Linked DNA regions of Homo sapiens: region 1 is linked to region 2. A link is a loop called in an ENCODE intact Hi-C map of the cell type or tissue named here. Cell type or tissue: CD14-positive monocyte. All regions are shown on one strand. Each heading gives the region's core, and the rest is flanking DNA. Links, peaks and the distances in the headings are about the cores only.

Region 1 (9,712 bases), core at 4,501-7,000, 390 kb before region 2:
TAGATTTGCATACCTGTTTTATGGTATTTTAATACTGTTGGTTTTAAAAAATACCATTTCCTCTGAGTGCTGTTCTGAATATATTATGTAAGCAATTTTGTGTGTTCTTTTTTTTCCACTTGCATAAAGCAGGGGAAAAGTTGAGAGTTTTTCTTAATCCAGTTGCAAGTAGGACAAAGGATATGAGTGTTTAAAGATCATCTATTAAAATGCATGAAAAAACACTAGAAAATCTCCTGTGCACATCGCCAGTCGTGTGTGTGCTCTAGAAGTGAAGTTCAGGGGGTAACATAATGGAGGAATGTTTTCCTAGCTTCATTCCCTGACGATGTACAAGGTCTCTTCTCACAGGTTTGAATCTTCAGACAAACTTCTGGGAGGACTCGGTCCCTGCCTCGCAGCAGATGTTCCCTGTCACTCAGTAGGTGCGCATGTTTTAAGATTATTTCTAGTTGGGCATGTTTATTAACGATTGCTTGGAAACACATCATAGGCAAGAACATGCTGGAGGTTCAGGGTACTTCAAAAAGGTTCTAGTGGAAAATAAACACATTTCCTCCACAAACTGCAGAATACCCGAGAACAGGGTTCTTTTAGCCCTTTCATTTTTTAAAGCTCAGTGCACATGTGTTTCAGGGAATTGGATGATGCAGTTAGCAACTTTTCATGACCTCTGCTGTCCCACATCCACAGCCTAGTAATACACATAGATCTATGGAATTTTCTGCTGACAACCCTGTCAGTTCAAAAGAAGAAAGCTGCCCCTGCCAACACTCCTAACTTGTGTACATAAGATGTGTAAGAGGTTGTCCTGTCTTTGTGGCAGATGTCGACTGAAAGATAAGCCTGGGAAAGATGCTGGTCGCATCCCAGCCACATGAGGCAATCCAGCCATACTTCCTGAGGCTTTATTTGAAAACGCTGTTGTAAAGCAGTTGCTGAACTTCACTGCTCATGTAGACAGTGTGGCTAGAAGGGATGGCAAAGCGTAGGTTGAAAGAGCACTTGGCTTAGTTCAGAACACCTGGGAGCAACCTCTGTTCATCATCATTATCATCATCACCAGTAATGATATTAATAGAAGCTAATGCCTTTGGGGCACTCACTCTGTGCTAGGCGTTTTGCTTAGGACAGTGTATTACTTGCAGTATGTCATTAGTCCATGCTGATGGGCAGTAAACTTAAATCCTCTGAGCCTCAGTTTCCTCATTTGTGAAATGGGGACAATGATGCCCTTCTACCTATCTCTTAGGGCTATGAGATGGAAATTATTGGAATAGCATGAGAGAGCTTTATGAGCTCAACTGAAATAGTTTATTAAATAGTATTCCGACTCCTACTGAAATACAATATTGTCACTAAATATTTGGATTTATTGACCAAGAAATTGAAATTAATCCCAACAGGGCCAACATATCTACTAGGACCTAGCAGTTCTAGTTAGGGCTGGGAGTTGGGGTGGGGTGGGGGAGCGTCTTGCCTGTATCTTCTGTTTACAGTGTGCCTGACATTAGAAGACTAGGAGTGCTAGCCAGGAAGATCCTGGAATGTGTCTGCCGAAGTATTCAGTGGCGAGTCCATGGGCTGCGAACAGGTGGGGTGTGGCTAACACAGCAGGCCTTGTCTGTCTCAGGAGCTGAAGGGGGCCAGCCAAAGCAGGGTGGACAGTATGATTGCAAGGCAAGCAGGGGAGGAAGAGCCACTTGAGACATTGCTCTCAGCTGCTGGGGAGGAGCTGCGAGCAGGCAGCGGTGGGAAATTGAGGCTTATTGTGAGCAAGGTGCCGGCCTCCGGGGCGACGGGGAGCGCAGAGCAGCACATGAAAGCTGCCTGCGGATGAGCTGGGGGATGGACCACACATGTGGATTGCAAGGACAGCTACTCAGAGAGTTCACATTCCTCCCCCATTGAACTGGGTATGATTGTAATGGTTTGTTAAACAAACAAAGGACCTAAAGCTGTGAATGGGAGAGAAAAAAGACTTAAGGTGAAAAGGAGAAGAGGCCCTGCTTGCTAGTGTTCCACTCTTTTTAAGCTTTCTCCCCCATTTCCTTAACATTCCTTTCCCCTTTCAGAAAAGCCAGTGTTGTCGCTTGGAAAACTTGCCTTGTCTCTTCAGTGCCATTTTCTTTTAAAATGGAAACCTGATGAAATGTTAATCAGTTTAAAAAGAAAAAATCAAGAATCAGGATAATCTTAAAGGACCAGTGATAAATATTTTTATTTCTCAAATTAACTATTCCTGGATGAACAATTTGCTTTGCATCCTTTGAATTTATTGGACATGACATGGAAAGGCAAAGAGAAAATTCTCAAGCTTCTTGAAATAATTGTGTCTAATAAAGTACGGCCTGTGTCCCGAGAGGCAGACAGGCATGCTTCTGGAGGAAGTGGAGTGAGCTTGGGAACAGGTGCAGCAGCTTCACTTTTCTCACATAACCATGCATGTACACAGTTTACTATAAGTTCTGGATATTTCTACATCGAGCTTGAAAAGTTACTGCACGTTACTTTAAAACTGCCCATCAAATTTGTGTCTAGGGTAATCCGATTTGGTCTTGGGTTCATCTCATGTAAAAAGAACCAGTTAGCATTTCAGAACAGTACCTTTCAATCTGCTGTTCTCTCCAGGTAACTGAGTTACCCATGGGGGAGGGATAAGTGATTATATGTAACTTTTTCCTCTCTGCAATTCATCTGTAGATGGGACATCCTCACTTTCACTGGCTCCCAGTTCCCTGTAGGATAAACCCAGTGTCCCCTGCCAGGTGCACTATCCCTGTTATTGGTTTTCTGACACAGGCCCCTCTCCTGCCCATCCCAGCCAGGCTGCACCACGTGTTCCACATTGCCCTATGCTGCTTCATGACTCCGAGCTCTTCTCTGTTCTCCCCTCTGCCTCTGCAATATGCCTCCTCCATTTGTCAACCGGGTATACTCCTAGACTCAGCCTAAGTAGTCATTATCAAACTTTAGAAAGTGCAGATATTCAAAAAATAAACAATGAGGTCATCTATAAATCCAGTGTCAAGATACCCTGCTCCCATGTAGTTATCTGTACTTCAAGGCCTTTTTCTGTTTATTTAGTGATATGTTATTTTAGGATCAAACAGTCCACCCAAGTCTTGAGCATCCTTTCTAGATCTCAGATCCTTCAAGGTCATTCCGGTGATTTTCACTCACAAACCAGGCATCCCATGGTCAATGTAACTAATATGCTTTTCACATTTCTCTTCTCAATGTGAGCCTATATCCTCACACACTTCCTGAGAAAGAAAGAGGCTTTTCTTTCCCTTGAATGTTAACCTTATTGGAAAAATAATAGGTCCTGCTGCTAATTAGAGTTCTGGTTCCTCCATGTCCTACACTTAAGAGTCCCAGGAAAAGAGATCACCGCCATCAGCTATAGAAGCAGACCCTAAAAGGGCCTAAAGGCGAGACTCAAGGGTTTCTAGGGAGTGAGGAGGGGGATGTATTTTCAGCTATCATAAAGGAATGATCCCCATTCCTGACTGTAACAATTAGAAAATCTTCCCCTAATACCAAAGGCTCTTGTCTGGATTTTGGGAGTTGCTCTCCACCCCTCACCCCCCCACCAGACTCCTGAGAGTCTTCATTCATAAATAGTCCTCTTCAAACAAGGCAGTCCCATCTCAGCTTGAGAACCAGGCCTGGACTTAACCCTTGCCTTTCTCAATGCACACATCTATTTTACTTGTAGACATTTGTCTATTTTTTTGTGACTGTTTCTATTTAAAAATACAATGCATATGGTGGGGAGAGGTGAGGAGGCCTGTCAAAGATCCAAGAGTCTGCAACAATATTTCTTTTCCTCCGTTCCCCCTGGTGGGTACTATACTGGATGACCCATCTGGAAGAAGGCCTTTGGCCCTTTCGTGGGGATCCTGGCTGTCCCAGCCCCTTGCTTCCGTGCTATATGGATGAGGAAGGCCAGTGGTGGAAGGGGCCCCAGACCTGTGAGAGATGAAGCACTTCTGGGGTGACAGATCCCAGCTCCCTGCTCATCAGAGTCATCCCTTCCCCCTTGGTAGTTCAGCATCTCTCAGTCCTCTGTGGCTCTCCAAGGCTCACATTCATTGGCTTTTGCCTTTTCCATAGCTTCTCTGGACTTCTTCCTGTTTCAGTTGAGAACGTTTTATTGGCATCCTCTACCTCTACCACCTCACTCCATCTCCATGTAGATGCAGTCAGGGGCTAGGCTTGACTCAATAGGTTAGATATCTTCAATCTGCTAAATATAGCAAAGAAAAGCTCCCATCTATAAAAAGCCTACCTTCTTCTAGTAGAAGAGATAACCAAAAGATTTTTGTTTTGGGTTTGTTTGTTTGTTTGTTTATTAGGATCTTGTTTGTACTATCACCATCTAGAAGTTATTTACCAACATCAAGTTTTTGAACTCAGACTTAATTCTCATTTTGCTCATTTTTATCACCATAGGCCTATCAGTAGACCATCTTATCCAAGAGGAGCTGGGGGGATTTTGAGGCAGAAGGCTGCTTCTGTCTTTGGAGCTCTGAGAATTCCATGCCCCCACAAGGCTGCTTCCATCCGGGCTACAGTGCAGAGTAGATGACCTAAGGGAGTCTCAGTCTAGCTGCAGCCTGCCATAAAGAAAACAAATTCCTCCTTACCCCCAGGGCTAGCCCACTTGACCAAACCACTCTAGGAGGAAAACATTGGTGATCAAGGTTGAACACGTGAGTCACTGACAGGATATGAGGCCACCCATGGAAAGCTCAGAGTAACTTATAAAATCGCCTGTATAAGTTAGGTTCAGAAAGGCATCCGCTTCCCTAGACTAGAAGAGCTCCTGAGCCACTCCACGCTTCACGTCTCCTTGCTGGCCCGAATGCCCATTAGGCACCATTAAGCCCAGCATGTCTAAAAATGAACTCCTAACGCTTATTTTTTGCTGAGTTTTTCTTCTGGGATGCAGAAGAAAACCTCTCTCTGCCACCACCATTCCCTCTTTCCCCTAACCTCAGTCCTAATCCAGTTATTCTGTTTACAGAGTGTCACTGGAACCTGCCCTCTCTCCTTGTGCAGGCCTGTGTTCTCTCTTCTGAGATCTGGCAGAAGCCTAAATGATCTCATTATCCAGCCCACCACCCTCCAGCATGTCTTATACGTCCCTGCCAGAGTTACCATCAAAAAGTGAAATCTGGTGGCAAGTCCACTGCTTCTGATCGGTCCCCATTGCCCAGCTCCCTGGTGGTGAGCGCCTGGGTCGTCCTTTCCCCTTGGTAGTTTGGTTTTGTCAGTTTTCTGTGGCCCTTTGAGGCTCACAATCACAGGCTGAGGCTTTCCCCACTGCCTCTTCCCATTCCTCACAGCATTTTATTGGCATTCTCTACCTATTTCTACCTCTTCTCTTCCCGCCCTCCTCACTGCATCTCCACATAAATTCAAGAGTTTGTGGCTGGACTTGACTAAATAGATCAATCTGCTAAAAACAATTTATGACAAAAAAGCCCACCTTCCCCTTGTAGAGTGGACCCTTCACGATTCTCCATCTCTCTAGCCTGTTTTCTCCTTTGCCCACATCTGCACCTGTATTCCAGTCTTACTGAACCACTTATTCTCCAGGTGGTTGGATTCATTCCCTTGGCCTGAAATAGACCACCTCCCTCTTGAACACGTTGTAAACTTCTACGCTAGCTTCAACTTTTACTTCTCTGTGACACCTTTCTTGATCTCCCAAGCAAGAGATGGTCACTGCCTAGACAACCACCACCTCAAGTTTTAGTAATGATTTTCACTTCTATTTATCTGTTTTCATGCATATGTCATTATAGAGCAATGTAATTGTATTCTGTCCATTCATTCCTGAGGAAACACATCTTTGAATATATCCTGTCCATGATTCCAGTCTTGCATATTGTCTCTTTCCCTTTGGCTGGGCACTAGTTACCTGTCTTTATTTTCTGGCTAATATGATGGTATTTAAACTATATTTCTGTTTGTGGATATTTAGAAATGCAGCTGTTTGTGTAGTTTGATTTTTATAATCAAACACCTTGCCAGGCTTTCTAATCTTGTGTGTGGATTCTTTGGGATTTTCTATATCGACATTCCTCTGCAAATAAATAATTATTCCATTCCAATTTTATGCCTTTCATTAGTTTATTGTCTTACTGTATCGTATTATCCATGACTTCTAATACATGAATGTTTCATGCAAGCAATGATAATAGGTAACTTTGTCATGTGATGAAGATAGTATACTCTGTTTTGTTAGTTTAAAAATCATCTCCTCTCCTTTCATGTTTCTTGGTGAAATGATACATATTTTAACCATTTAGTCAATGAATGTTAGTCTCTGGATTATATTAGCTGAGTTATAAGAGGCTGCCTCATGGTGTTGACTCTCAGATGCTCTCTGGGTTCTCAAGTGTTCCCCTTGCAAGTTTGACTCAAATGCCTGTCCCAGCCCCTGGGGTCTTGCACTGCCACTGCCTTTTTGTTGGTGTTGTCCTCTTTAAAAAATAATATCCTGCTCTTCTTTTAAGGACCTCTGTTCTCTCTAGGATATTAATGATTATTATTTTTGAAGTTTCCTTCCCCCCGTAGTCTTTTTTTCCCCGTTACTTTTTGTGTCAGTTTTCCCTATTAAGTGCCTTCCTCTGATTTCTGGTGATCCTTGGCCTACTAATTTGTGAGTCAAGCCAGTAAAGAGCTGATGGGAGCTTTGTATACTTAGGTGGGGCTTGTCAGCTGGGGCCTTGTATAGGGTAAGGTGGCGACCCCTGGAGGAAACCCCCTTTGTCCTTATGGTTTGCTCTTTTCTCTTGGGCTGGTCAGCTTCCCAGGGAAGACTCCTCCATCCTCCTGCCCTGAGAGAGAGGACATTCACCCTGTGTCAGGCTACTCCCCCACTTTCATACAGTCTCCATAGCGAGCACTTGTGCTAGGGGAAGGAAGGGCAGGCACCCCACTGCAGGCATCAGGAGAGGTCAGGAGGGCTCAGTGCTTCACTAACAGACTTTCACCTGCTGCTTTCATACCTGTTTCCATCCTCACTTCCAGAAGTACCTACTGTACCAAATTGCAGAGACATATGGTAGATGCTTCAGGGTATAGCAGGTTGTTTTGTTGCCTCTTAATGCTGGCTTAAACTTTAGCTTTCTTAGGATGGCCAAGTCGATCACTGCTTGTTTACCTGCTTTTCAGCTTCCAAAATTTGTTGTTTTCTCCCTTTTATATTAGGCTGTGTTTTAGAAAAATCCCACTATTACTGTTTTAGTAGAATTTTCAGAGAGACTGGAGCTACATGCTTTTATTCAGTTGGCCATCTTTAACCAAATATTACACTATTTGTAAACAGAACACACCCTGTCCCTTTTCAGATGTTCTGGCTAGGATGTGGATTTGATGTTCCAAAGCTGTAGCATAATCATCTGGACAGCTTTCTCAATTTTTTCCCTGAATATTAGAGAAATAATTCACTTTGTCTTTCTTGTTTATCTTAAGCCTCATTTCTTAGAAAGTAAGAGCTTAGTCACTGGGTTAACAAAATTCAGTCTTTCAAGGTGACAGCTGAAAAGAATCTATAGGCAACAAACCTGATGGCTCAGCAGGTGGCTCTCTCAGAGCAGAATAGAAGGGCAGGTAGTGCTTCCTACAATGAGGATAAACTAGAGTGAAAGCTCTTCAAACATATTAAGGTGGAGATCTCTACTGGGCCATTGAGTAAACACCTCACCGTGTGGAGGAGGAACTCGTGCCTCTGCCTGGCAGTGACAGAGAAAAGTAGAAGTTTGCCAGGTAGACAAGGGTTCCCAGGACATTCCAGGAGGGAGAAAGCCAGAAGCGTGAGAGAAAGTAGCACTTTAAGGAAACAGCAAGTGGAGTGATCCTTGGCCTTGCCTTCCGGCCATGATGGGAGTGAGGTCTGCAGCCATGGCAGCCATGACTACCTGGAGGTTCTGGATATCATCTTTCTCCTGATGACATTTCTAAATAGCTTTTTTAAATTTGATAGAGACTGCTACCAAAGTCCTTCAAAGAACTGATATTGAGAAAAACACCCTTGTTGGAAGACCAAAAGTGGAAATTCACTTTCCTCTCAGAAATGGGCCTTGCATTGATTGTGTCACTGAGGACAATGGAAATAGATGCCAGAAGTCACAGTTTATTTTAAGAATGTTGTAAAGCAGTTGTGCCCCATTAGATGATGTGTTATGTAGCACTGGAGAAGTCCTGGAACTACAGTTGTGTTCTGACTCCCCCCTCCACCCTCGTATACCCCTGTCCCCTGGGAACACAGTCTTTCCTGGCTGTTACCATATATATATGTTCTTCTTCCCGTCTGATCCTCTCTCATCCCCAAAATAATCAACATGAGCAGAACGAAGCAGATGGCACAAGCCTTCTTTGGCATACTGGCAGATCTGTATCACTCAGTATTTTTAGAATCAAGGGGACTGAAAATTATGTCCTGAGATGTTTTGGGGTAAGACTTACTATCTTTCTAGGGTGACAGGTGTTGAAATAGCACCGTATTTAAGACTCAAATGCAATTTCTATGTCAAGTCACAGAACAGAATGACTCGCATCAGGACCATTGCTCTGTAAGTTCTGTTAGGATCGTTGGTGGCCTGCCAGATAATAGAAAGTTGTCATAAATTGTTTTAAGGATGTGGCCAGAAAGTGCATTGGGTTTCAACCAAAGATTGGACTCATCAGTAAACAGCCTTTGAACTGATCAAGTGCGTGGTGATGAGAGATGTTGTATATACCCACAGTTGTTGTTGTTGTTGTTGTCGTTTTTTAATAGCTAAGCTTTGACCCTCAGCCACAAAGCGTTTATAGTCTGTTGGGGTAGACAGTCTTGTTTTTACAGAAGTTTATTATTATATCATGAAAACAAATATTTGTATTCTAAGGCCCATATGGAAGAAATACATAGTTACGGTGATTAAAAATTATGAATTTGAGTTCATTAAGGACTCTCTGAAGAAATTAAAGAATGTTCACTATTATATAACTAACTTAGTTCTGAGGACCAACTTTGCAATTAGTATTAGGCTAGGTATATTAAACACACAGACCTGGAACTCAAAGCCTTGGGAAAAGATATTCATGAAATAAGCATAAAAACGAGAGACTTTGTGTTTTAGTCTTTGAGGGAAACTTGAAGTTGGAGGAAATGTGCCTCACCTTTAAACCATGGCCATGTCTAATGCTCAGATTGTCCCATTCATCTTTGAGGGCTCAGGGGAAATGTAGGCATGGGTGATGTCCATGACTGCTGGCCTTTTGAATCTTGGGAAGAAGTGGCTGGAAAGAGATCTGGAAAACCTCATTCAGTGCCAAAGGGCAAGTTTTTCAATTGAATAAGCTTTATTTTTTTCTTTGTACTCCTAGTGTGTTTGGTAAGCAATGAGTCAAGGTTTACATCTGCTGAGAAAGAATGCAGGCGTTTTACTTGCCACCTCTTGTGTCCTTTCTACACGTGTGTTGTCCACACTGCCACTTCTTTCCAGTATAATTGATATGGTGTAGTATCCATAGGGAGAGAATGTGTCTCTTTCCCATTACATCCATAGCTAAATGGTTAGAACATGAGCTGTACATTGACACATGGTTCTATAGTACTTTTAATTCCAGTGTTTCATAAATACTGCCTATTTGTAGGGTGTTTATTTAGGTTACAGTGTGCTTTCAGATCCATTTTGTCTCAGTCGATTGT
Region 2 (9,712 bases), core at 2,487-4,986:
CCCTACCAGAACGAGTCGATGAACCTGCTACTTCTCCACTTGCACATGCACCTCACGCTGGCCATGGCTGCTGTGCAAAGGACTGATCTTCATAAAAAGGTGTGGGGATTAGGGAAGGAGAGCAAGCGGGGAGAGGGAGAGCCCCAGGAGAGTGGGGAGGGGCCTGCCACACCTGGGGTGAGTTGCCAGTCACCTCATCAGGACCAGCTCTGGGAGCTGAACTGAAAAGGCACAAAACTGCCAATCGATAGAAAGCTATTGATAGAACATTTTCATGGCTGTATTTGAAATGCAGTCGATGTCACCCCCCAAAAACAATAATATTTACTTCCATGTCACTGGCAAGTGTGTTACTCCTCATCTCACATTTTAATCTCCAGCACAGTGAGAGAAGCCGAAGTACAAACCCTGCATAAGATGACTGTGAGTACAAAGACATTTGTGATTAGGGCCAGCGGGTGGCTGAATGGAAAAACAAATGGGGCTTCACCTGTGACTCAGACCAACAGCAACCTCGTTTTTTAATATCAGCAAAGCAAATCATTATTTCTAAAAATGTCATGCACACATTTTAAATTCTTAAATGTTATGATGCCACGAATGCTGATCTTTGGTTAAATCTGATTTGAGCCTAACACACTTAAGGGAAACAGAATCTCTTAAGAGCAGAGAATAAGGAGAAAAACAATGAAATTGACCTCAAAGGATTGGACTGGGACTTTTATTATTTAGGTTCCTAGATTTAAACATTTTTTATAGTAATGTTTACTCATTCAAAAACATCTACTGAATCGAATTCTGTGAACTGGTTGTCAAAAATGAAAATCTCCTGGTCTGGTGGAGATTTCTTTAAGACATTCCACCATATAACTTATCACACGCAGCACTTCCCAAATCTTCAGTCATTTGAATAGCATTTCTCAGACTTTTGCCATATCTGCACATCAATTATACTTTTATCTGCTGGATATTTCTCCTTAAGTCACTTCATTTTCTCCAATGTTATTGTAAAAGAAGCATTTATGCAACCACTAAGAATGGGAAAGACACATCACTTGCCATAAGTGGAAAAGAATTATACATGTAAATATTTAAAAAACAGGTATGTCTATCTATATTCCACATAAAAATATCCTACATACCACCAGTGGTATGTAGGCCACAGTTTGGAAAATATGGCAATATAATCTAAATAATATAAATACATCAAAATTTTCAGGATGTACTCCCCACATACAAGAAAGGTTTAAAATCAGAGAACAGACTGAGGCCATTTTAGAGATGGAATGTGTAGTCAGAATAAACACAATTGTGCCACTGTCACAAATAATCCCCAGATATCATTGGCTTGACATCACAAAAATGGATTTCTCAATTACATAAAGTCCATTGTGGGCCACATGATTCTCCAAGGAGACTGTTGCCATGGTGACTCAGAGTTGAGGCCAATGGCGGCTCCACCATCCTGTGGCTATGATTCCTGAACTTGTGGTCTCCTCAGTTGATGAGGTGAAGAAAGAAAGCCTGGAGAATTATGCACGAGCTTCTCACTGTCTCAGCCCACAAGTAACACACCTCTTTCCCTCACAGCCCACACTGGCTGGAACCAATCACATAGCCCTGCCTAACTGCAAGGGAGGCCAGAAAGTGCAACACTTTCTCATGGTCACGGGTGAGCACGAAACATCTCTCCAAATATGGGTTGGGAAGATTAAGAGACTAGTCCAGAAGAAAACAGTCTCCAGGGAGAAATATATCTGGGAATAGGAATCGAGAAAGCAACCAAGAGAGCAGAACTGAGTGGATGAGAGGAACTGTCAGACCACATCTGCAGCTCTGATTAGTCAAATCCGAAATGTGCCTGTTGATCTACTATTCCGTGGAAATACTGGAATCACCAGCTCAATAATAAGAGGAAAGTAAATAATACCATACTTGCGTGGATAATTCCCCTCTGCTCATACCTTCATTCAGGTCAACATAGATCTATCATACTCCTACAGTGTATAAGGGACGTGCTAAGCTTGAAGTACATTCATTCTAAAAATCAAAATACAAAGGCATGGGAAGACTAAGAAAATTTCATAAACCTTCATTAAATTATCAGAAATACCTGGGATTCTCAGCTCCATTTATAAAGAAACCAGAGTTACAGTTCTTCCATTACTGATTGCTTTCTGGATTGAATATTTGAACTCTGCTTTAGTGATTCCTCTTGCTTATATGTGGGAGGAAGACCCCCTACCCTGAGCCAGCAGCTGGAGCACAGCCTGAACACACAGGTTCTCCCTCCTTAAGTGTTGGGCTCTAGATTCAAGGTTTGAGTACCATAGCCTTGATCAGCAGAGAGAACTAACTACCTAGTTTCTACAGCTTTGCTTACTGCCTCTAAAGATAGACATTAACACCTTATTTTTGAATATTAATTTAGAGTTTACAAGGGCCCTATAACCTTAATTCATCTCATCTCTGTAACAGTCCTGTGAAGTAAGAATTATGGTACCCATTTCATGGAGGAGAAAACTCAGGGAACTCAGGGGACAATCCTTTGGTGGTATCTCTAGTTGGTGGCAAAACCAGGTCTGGGATTCTGTTCCCTTAACTCTTGAGTGTCACTACTCAGTGGTTTTGTTTTCCAAGGAAGAAGGCCTGGATATTATGGATTTTTTTAAAAAAATCAAGGTAAAGGAAAATATGTAACAACAGAAAATAAGTGTTTATAATATCATGGTGAATTTAGAAAGGGTAAAATTGCGTATGTGATTATAATTATGTGAAAAGATGCATAGCGACTATACCAAAATTCTCTCCAGGGCATGACAGAGTCGTGGGAATCGCTGGAACGTTTCTAGAGGTAAAGTTTGACGCTCAATGCTTCAATTGCTTCTGTTTTTAAAACCCCTTCTCTTCTCTCCCAAATCTCAGAGCATACTTTAAACCTCGATACATCTAAGGATTACACAGACAGGTCAAAAGTTTCACAGAGCAAACAACACAGAGGGAAGTTCATTCCTCAACTCAGTACCCCAGTGTAGGGAAGGTTCTAGCTGATGCAGACTGGCATTTCAAAATCAAAGATAGGGGGCGGTGGCTCACGCCTGTAATCCCAGCACTTTGAGAGGCAGAGGTAGGTGGATCACCTGAGGTCAGGAGATCGAGACCAGCCTGACCAATATGGTGAAACCCTGTCTCTATTAAAAATACAAAAATTCACCAGGCGCGGCGGCGTGTGCCTGTAGTTCCAGCTACGCAGGAGGCTCAGACAGAAGAATCACTTGAATCCAGGAGGTGGAGGTTGCAGTGAGCTGAGATCATGCCACTGCACTCCAGCCTGGATGACAGAGCAAGACTCTGTCTCAAAATAAGTAAATAAGTAAATAAATAAATAAATAAAAGTCAATAAATAATAAAAATCAAAGACCAAAGCCTGTATGGAGAAAACTATAGGAGAAAGTGTCTCTTCTCTCTAAATGAGAGAACGAGAGAGGGAGGGAACCATGAATTTTGCTGCGTATCTAAATTTTTGGGGGTTTTCAAAAGCCAAACACACTTAAACCACATCTGCAGCTTTCACAATGACTCCAGAATACTTGGGGCGCTAAAGTCACTTTGGTACTTCGAGGTAGTGAATTAAAGAAGTGAAAGTGTTACAGTGACAAGAGAGGCCACTGCTCTGGGAAAGACACAGAAAGGAGCGCGACGTGTAGATGATGAGGAACACGGAACTGAGTGTGTGGCTGCTAATGGCTTTAGATAAATCATCTACAGAGACGCTTCAAAAGGAAATTCTGAACCAAATGGAATGGGTCAAACTTAATCGGATCCTGATCCAAACATTCATTGATGAGACAATGGGGGAAATTTGAATGCTGACTGACTAGCTAATGTTATTAATGTTAAATTTTTTTTAGTATGATAATGGCATTGTGGGGTTTTTTTTTTTGAAAAGTCCTTATTCTTTAGTATTACATGCTGAAATATTTGTGGGAAAAATAATATGATGTCTGGAATTCATTTAAAAATATTCTGAGGTTAGGGAAGGCAAGCAGATAGGCATGAGGAAGAAACAATTTTGACTATGAGTTAGTAAGAGGGACAGGGACCATGTGCATGAGGGATCATTAGACTATTCTACCTACTTTTGGTTTATATTTAAGTTTTACTAAAAAATGGCTGGACACAGTGGCTCACATCTGTAATCCAAGCACTTTGGAAAGCCAAGGTAGGAGGATTGCTTGAGGCCAGGAGTTCAACATCAGCCTGGGCAACACAGTAAGACCCCTTTCTCTACAAAACAACAACAACAACAAAAGAATAGCTGGGCATGGTGGCATGTGCCTGTAGTCCCAGCTACTTGTGAGGCTGAGGTGGGAGGATGGCTTGAGCCCAGGAGTTGGAGGCTGCAGTGAGCTACGATTGTACCACTGAACTCCAGCCTGGCAACAGAGTGAGACCCTGTCTCTAAAAAAAAATACAAAATAAGTAAATAAATGATAATAATAAAATAAACTGGCAAGATGCAGTGGTTCATGCCTGTAATCCCAGCACTTTGGGAGGCTGAGGCAGGAGGATTGCTTGAGGCCTGGAGTTCAAGGCCAGCTTGGGCAACATAGCGAGATGCCATCTCTACAAAAAAATAGAAAAATTAGCAGGGCATGATGTGCACCAGAAGGCCTAGCTACTCAGAAAGCTAAGGCGGGAGGATTGCTTGAGCCCAGAAGTTGGAGGCTGGTGATCAGCCCTTCACTGTGTCTCATTGGGACCTAAGGATAACCCCCCACAAGCCTCCTGACTTCCACCCTGCCCATGCCCCTACCCTCTATTTCCAACACAGCAGCAAAGTGAATGCTTTTTAAAAATTATCTGTAGGTCAGTTCACTCCTCTGCTCAGGACCCTGCGCAGACTCCCCTTCCCGCCCAAAGTGAAAGCCCGCAAGACCCTGCCCTCACTCCACCCTGCAGCAACCATAGGCCCAGATCCAGCTTGGCAGGCTCCATTCTGGGGCCCTCCTACCTCCTTTACCCGGAATGCTCTTCCCCCATCATCCACTGGTTTTCTGCTCCAGGACTCTGTTCACTTATCACCATCTCAGCAGAGCTGCCTCTGCCCACCTAATGCCCCTGCTCCATGCCCACCATTTTTTGGCACTCTTTTTTTTTTTTTTTTTTTGAGACGGAGTCTCGCTCTGTCACCCAGGCTGGAGTGCAGTGGCGCGATCTTGGCTCACTGCAAGCTCCGCCTCCCGGGTTCACGCCATTCTCCTGCCTCAGCTTCCCGTGTAGCGCCCACCACCACGCCCGGCTAATTTTTTGTATTTTTAGTAGAGACGGGGTTTCACCGTGTTAGCCAGGATGGTCTCGATCTCCTGACCTCGTGATCCGCCCACCTTGGACTCCCAAAGTGCCGGGATTACAGGCGTGAGCCACCGCGCCCGGCCTGGCACTCTTGAATTTCCCTTGCTGCTGTACTTTTTCTTTTTTCTACTTACTTTTTCCACTTTCTAACATATTATGTATTTTTGTATGATGTGTATCCCTTATTTTCTGTATCTGAGCAGAGAGAATTTAATCTTGGCTAGGCTCGCTGATATCCTGCACATACCTAGAACAATGCCTAGCATGCAGTAGGTGCTCATTAAAATGAGAAGAATGAGAGAATGGATTCGTGAAAGCTGATTTTCATTCCATTCCAGCCACTTGCAACCACAAAATTCATGAAACATATCTATTGGCTTGAACTGCCATTCTTGCTAGAAGAATCTGCTGATGGTGATCAATGTTTTATACCACCATTTTATTGGTTTTCCTACATTGTAAAACCAATGTTTTACACCTTTTCCTTTGTAGAAAAGGGGAGCATCTCTACTTGTGATCACTATTCATGTATCTGGAGAAAAATACCAATCAATACATTTCCCATTATACCTCCCACATAGAAGGTTTTCATTTTGCTGAGGTTGCAGTTGTTATTTTAGGGACTGTTACTGTTTGTGACTTTGCCATTGAGATTCTGCCAAAGGCTCTGTTTCTGATCAGCAGGCCTTCCGAGAACTGCCGTCCGATCAGCCAGTGGCATTTACCAGGCACCTTCTCAGGGTGCTGAGCCCTTACATGATGCAAAGCACAGCCGAGGCCTCGTCAGCAGCTCAGCCATGACATGCTTCATATCCCACACGATTCACCTCTTGATCTTTAACTGTTTCATGGAGGGAAATTTTAAATCCAGGCTTCCCCCTCTAATGAATTCCCATAAATGTGCATGGGTGTTAAAAATACAAAATCCTAGCAAATGTTTTATATGATATAACAGCAGACTCCAATCCAGCAAAATAAAATAAATAAAATGACTAATCATGTTATAACTGTTTACTTAATTTTTACTCTTGGGCATTATTATGTGTCTCAGCCTTGCAAAGTGCTGTGATTACAGGCATGAGCCACTGCACCTGGCCAACTTATTTTATTATTAACTTATTTTTTACTATTTTTTAGAGACAGGTTCTCACTCTGTTGCCAAGGTTAGAGTGCAGTGGCATACATATATATATATATATATATATATATATATATATATATATGCACACACACACATACACACACACATATATGCACACACACATATAACTAAGACAGACTAAAAACTTAAAAAAGTAAACAGTTTAACAATTTTCTAAAGCATTTCAATAACCCAAGTTTGACTTCTCTCAGCTTATGTGAAGTAAAAAATTCCATAGACAGAAGTATAATTAACTTTCAATTATTTATTTATTTGAGACAGGATCTCACTCTGTCACCCAGACTAGAGTGCAGTGACACGATCTCAGCTCAATGCAGCCTCGACCTCAAGGGTTCCAGCAATCCTCCCACCTCAACCTCCCAAATAGCTGGGACCACAGGTGTGCGCCACCACACCCTGCTAATTTTTTGTATTTTTTTTTTTTTGTAGAGACAGGGTTTCACCATGTTGCCCAGGCTGGTCTTGAACTCTCAAGCTCAAGTGATCCACCTGCCTTGTCCTCCCAAAGTGCTGGGATTACAGGCATGAGCCACCGTGCGCAGCCAGAATAAATATATTTTAATGTTAGGAAAAAGCACTTGCTGCTGATGATTTTGCAGAAAAATAAGAGAATATGATGCTTATGTTGATGGAATCTTACTGATTCCCTAAACACTATGTCAAGAGAAAGAACACAGGGTTTCTTCTTTTTTTTTTTTTTTTTTTTGAGACGGAGTTTGTGTCGCCCAGGCTGGAGTGCAGTGGCGCGATCTTGGCTCACTGCAATCTCCACCTCCCGGGTTCAAATAATTCTCCTGCCTCAGCCTCCTGAGTACCTGGAACTACAGGTGTGTGCCACCATGCCTGGCTTAATTTTTCGTAGAGATGCGGTTTCACCATGTTCGCAAGGATGGTCTCGATCTGCTGACCTCGTGATCCACCCACCTCGGCCTCTCAAAGTGCTGGGAGTACAGGCTTGAGCCCCCGGGTTTCTTCTCTTGATAAAAAGCCTATAGTGCCCTGTCTCACACGTAACTGGTTTACATACTTTTGAACTACTCTCTGCATTTGGGTCATTGGAACACTTTACTGCTAATTTTTTCAGTTGTTTCTTCCCTTCTTGTTGCTTTTTTTAAAAAAAGAATTGTGGTAAAAAATACTTAAAATAAAATTTACTACATCAACCATTTTTATGTGTGCAATTTAGTGGCATTACGTACATTCACCACTGTTTCCAGAACTTTTCATCAACCCAAACAGAAACTCCAAACCTGTTAAACAATAACTCCTTTTCTCCCCTTTCCTCCAGCCCCTAGAAGCTTATACTCTATTTTCTATCTCTAGGAATTTGCCTATTCTAGGTAAATCCTCTACGTGGAATCATACAATATTTATCCATCTGTGTCTGGCTTATTTCATTGAGCAGAATGTTTTCAAGCCATGTTGCAGCATATGTTCCTCTTTATGGCTGGATAATACTCATGTACATAAATACCATATTTTGTTAATTCAACTACTCATTACCTTTTAGGAATAACTGTGGATGATCTATTTCCAATGCCTTAGATATGTTCTTTAATGTGCTTTTTTCTTTCACAATGAGAGTCTGTGGCATGAATTGTATATACATAAATTTTAAGACAGGATTATTACCCTTGAAACTCAGAGTCACACTGGAGAGGCAGTCAAGTGATATAGTTTGGATATTTGTCCCCACCCAAATCTTATGTTAAATTGTAATCCCCAGTGCTGGAGGTGGGGCCTGGTGGGAGGTGTTTGCGTCATGGGAGCAGATTCCTCATGGCTTGGTGCTGTCTTTGCAATAGTGAGTGAGTTCTCGTGAGACCTGGTCACTTAAAAGTAAGTGGCACCTCCAACCCAGTCTCTGGCTGTCTTGCTCCTGCTCTGGCCATGTGACGGGCCTGCTTCCCCTTTGCTTTCCAGCCTCATTGTAAACTTCCTGAGGCCTGGGGAGGCCAAGCAGATGCCAGCACCGTGCTTCCTGTACAGCCTGCAGAACTGTGAGCTAATTAAACCTCTTTTCTTTCTAAATTACCCAGTCTCAGGTATTTATTCATAGCAGTGCAAGAATGGCCTAATACATCAAGTAAACAGATTATTCCAACACAACAGAGAGCACTGTGACAAGGCTACGAGGTCACAAAGGGAAGAACAAGGAACTCTGGCTGGCGGTGAGAGTTTTCAGTGAAGTAACAATATCTGACTAGGGTTTTGAAGAATGAGCAGAAGCTCTGCGTCAGATGAAGAAGAGACAGGAGGCCCTCCAAGCAAAGGAACCACTCATGTCAAGACATGGGGCAAAAAGAGAGGATGTATTTGGAGAACAGAGAGTAACCGAAGGCTATCATTCAATCAGTGATAGTCTTCATGGAGGTTAATATCAAAGGCAACCTGAATTTCCTCAGACTTCATGAGCTGGCGGTGAAGGGTGAGATCACACAAGCAGTAATAACCCAGCTCTCCCTGGCTCACTGCCTTACTTACTGGCCTTCTGGTACTCAGCAAAGCTGTCCCCATGAGTTTGGGAGTCTCCATTCCTGTCCTTCCACTCCCCTCAAACGTCTTTCATTCAAGGTCACGTGGTAACTTGACTCCTCTCACCACTACTTCTGTGGGAATGCAGAGGCCAGGCCAGAGCCTGTGGGTGCTGCCCTCCCCAGAGACTTCACTATGCCCAGCTCCAGGGAGGACTGACTGGAGGAGGGGACCAGGCATCTCCCCTGCACTCTGGGCCCACAGCAACCCTGTATACCAGCCCGTATTAACCTTGCAACGCCTTCCTCCAAAAGGCTGAGACTTCAACCACAGGACCTGGGTGGTGATCACCACAAAATTTCTTCCTGAACGTTCTTCTCCAACAACTTCTCACATTCAGTTATTCATTCAACAAACATTGAGCAACAACCTAATCTTCTGGGCTCTGGAGACCGAGTTAAAAAGGAGACAGCAGGCCCCTGCCCCCGCTTCCCGACAGGTCACCACATCTTGAGTGCTAAGACTGTCATCACAGGGTGAGGAGGGGAAATGAGCTCAGAGGGGCAGAACCTTCTGAAAGGGCAGAATGGTTCAAGCATCCCGCCAAGGTCAGAAGGTCAGTGCCTACTGCATCTTCCTCTCCTTCAATCCCTGCTTGTGTTTGAGGTGTGTGGGGCCTGGCCCAGGCTGGCAGCCAGTGAAGCCTATCTTGTCCTAAGA

Evidence for each region. A loop is a pair of places that touch in the nucleus more often than their neighbours do. Peaks named below come from ENCODE experiments on the same cell type or tissue, not always from the same donor. Only the 100,000 strongest peaks of a DNase experiment are listed, where the experiment ranks them.
Region 1: it touches region 2 in a loop (1.9-fold over the local background); 29 of 110 quality-filtered maps call a loop at or near these places.

The regions. Positions count from the first base shown.
Region 1 is chr6:143,951,182-143,960,893 of GRCh38, reverse strand. It overlaps PLAGL1 (PLAG1 like zinc finger 1), which reads left to right. Exons shown (of 8, transcript NM_001317162.2): 6 at 352-425. Among named protein-coding and RNA genes, the nearest start is that of HYMAI, 52 kb to the left of the region's middle. RefSeq lists an enhancer at 1,791-2,349. In CD14-positive monocyte, for the core only: no CTCF peak of the experiment used is centred there; no DNase peak of the experiment used is centred there.
Region 2 is chr6:143,561,063-143,570,774 of GRCh38, reverse strand. It overlaps PHACTR2-AS1 (PHACTR2 antisense RNA 1), which reads left to right and starts at 1,436. Exons shown (of 3, transcript NR_027113.2): 1 at 1,436-1,915. It also overlaps a transcript of PHACTR2 not described here. In CD14-positive monocyte, for the core only: no CTCF peak of the experiment used is centred there; a DNase peak (open chromatin) is centred at 3,654; H3K4me3 peaks cover 558 bases; H3K27ac peaks cover 916 bases.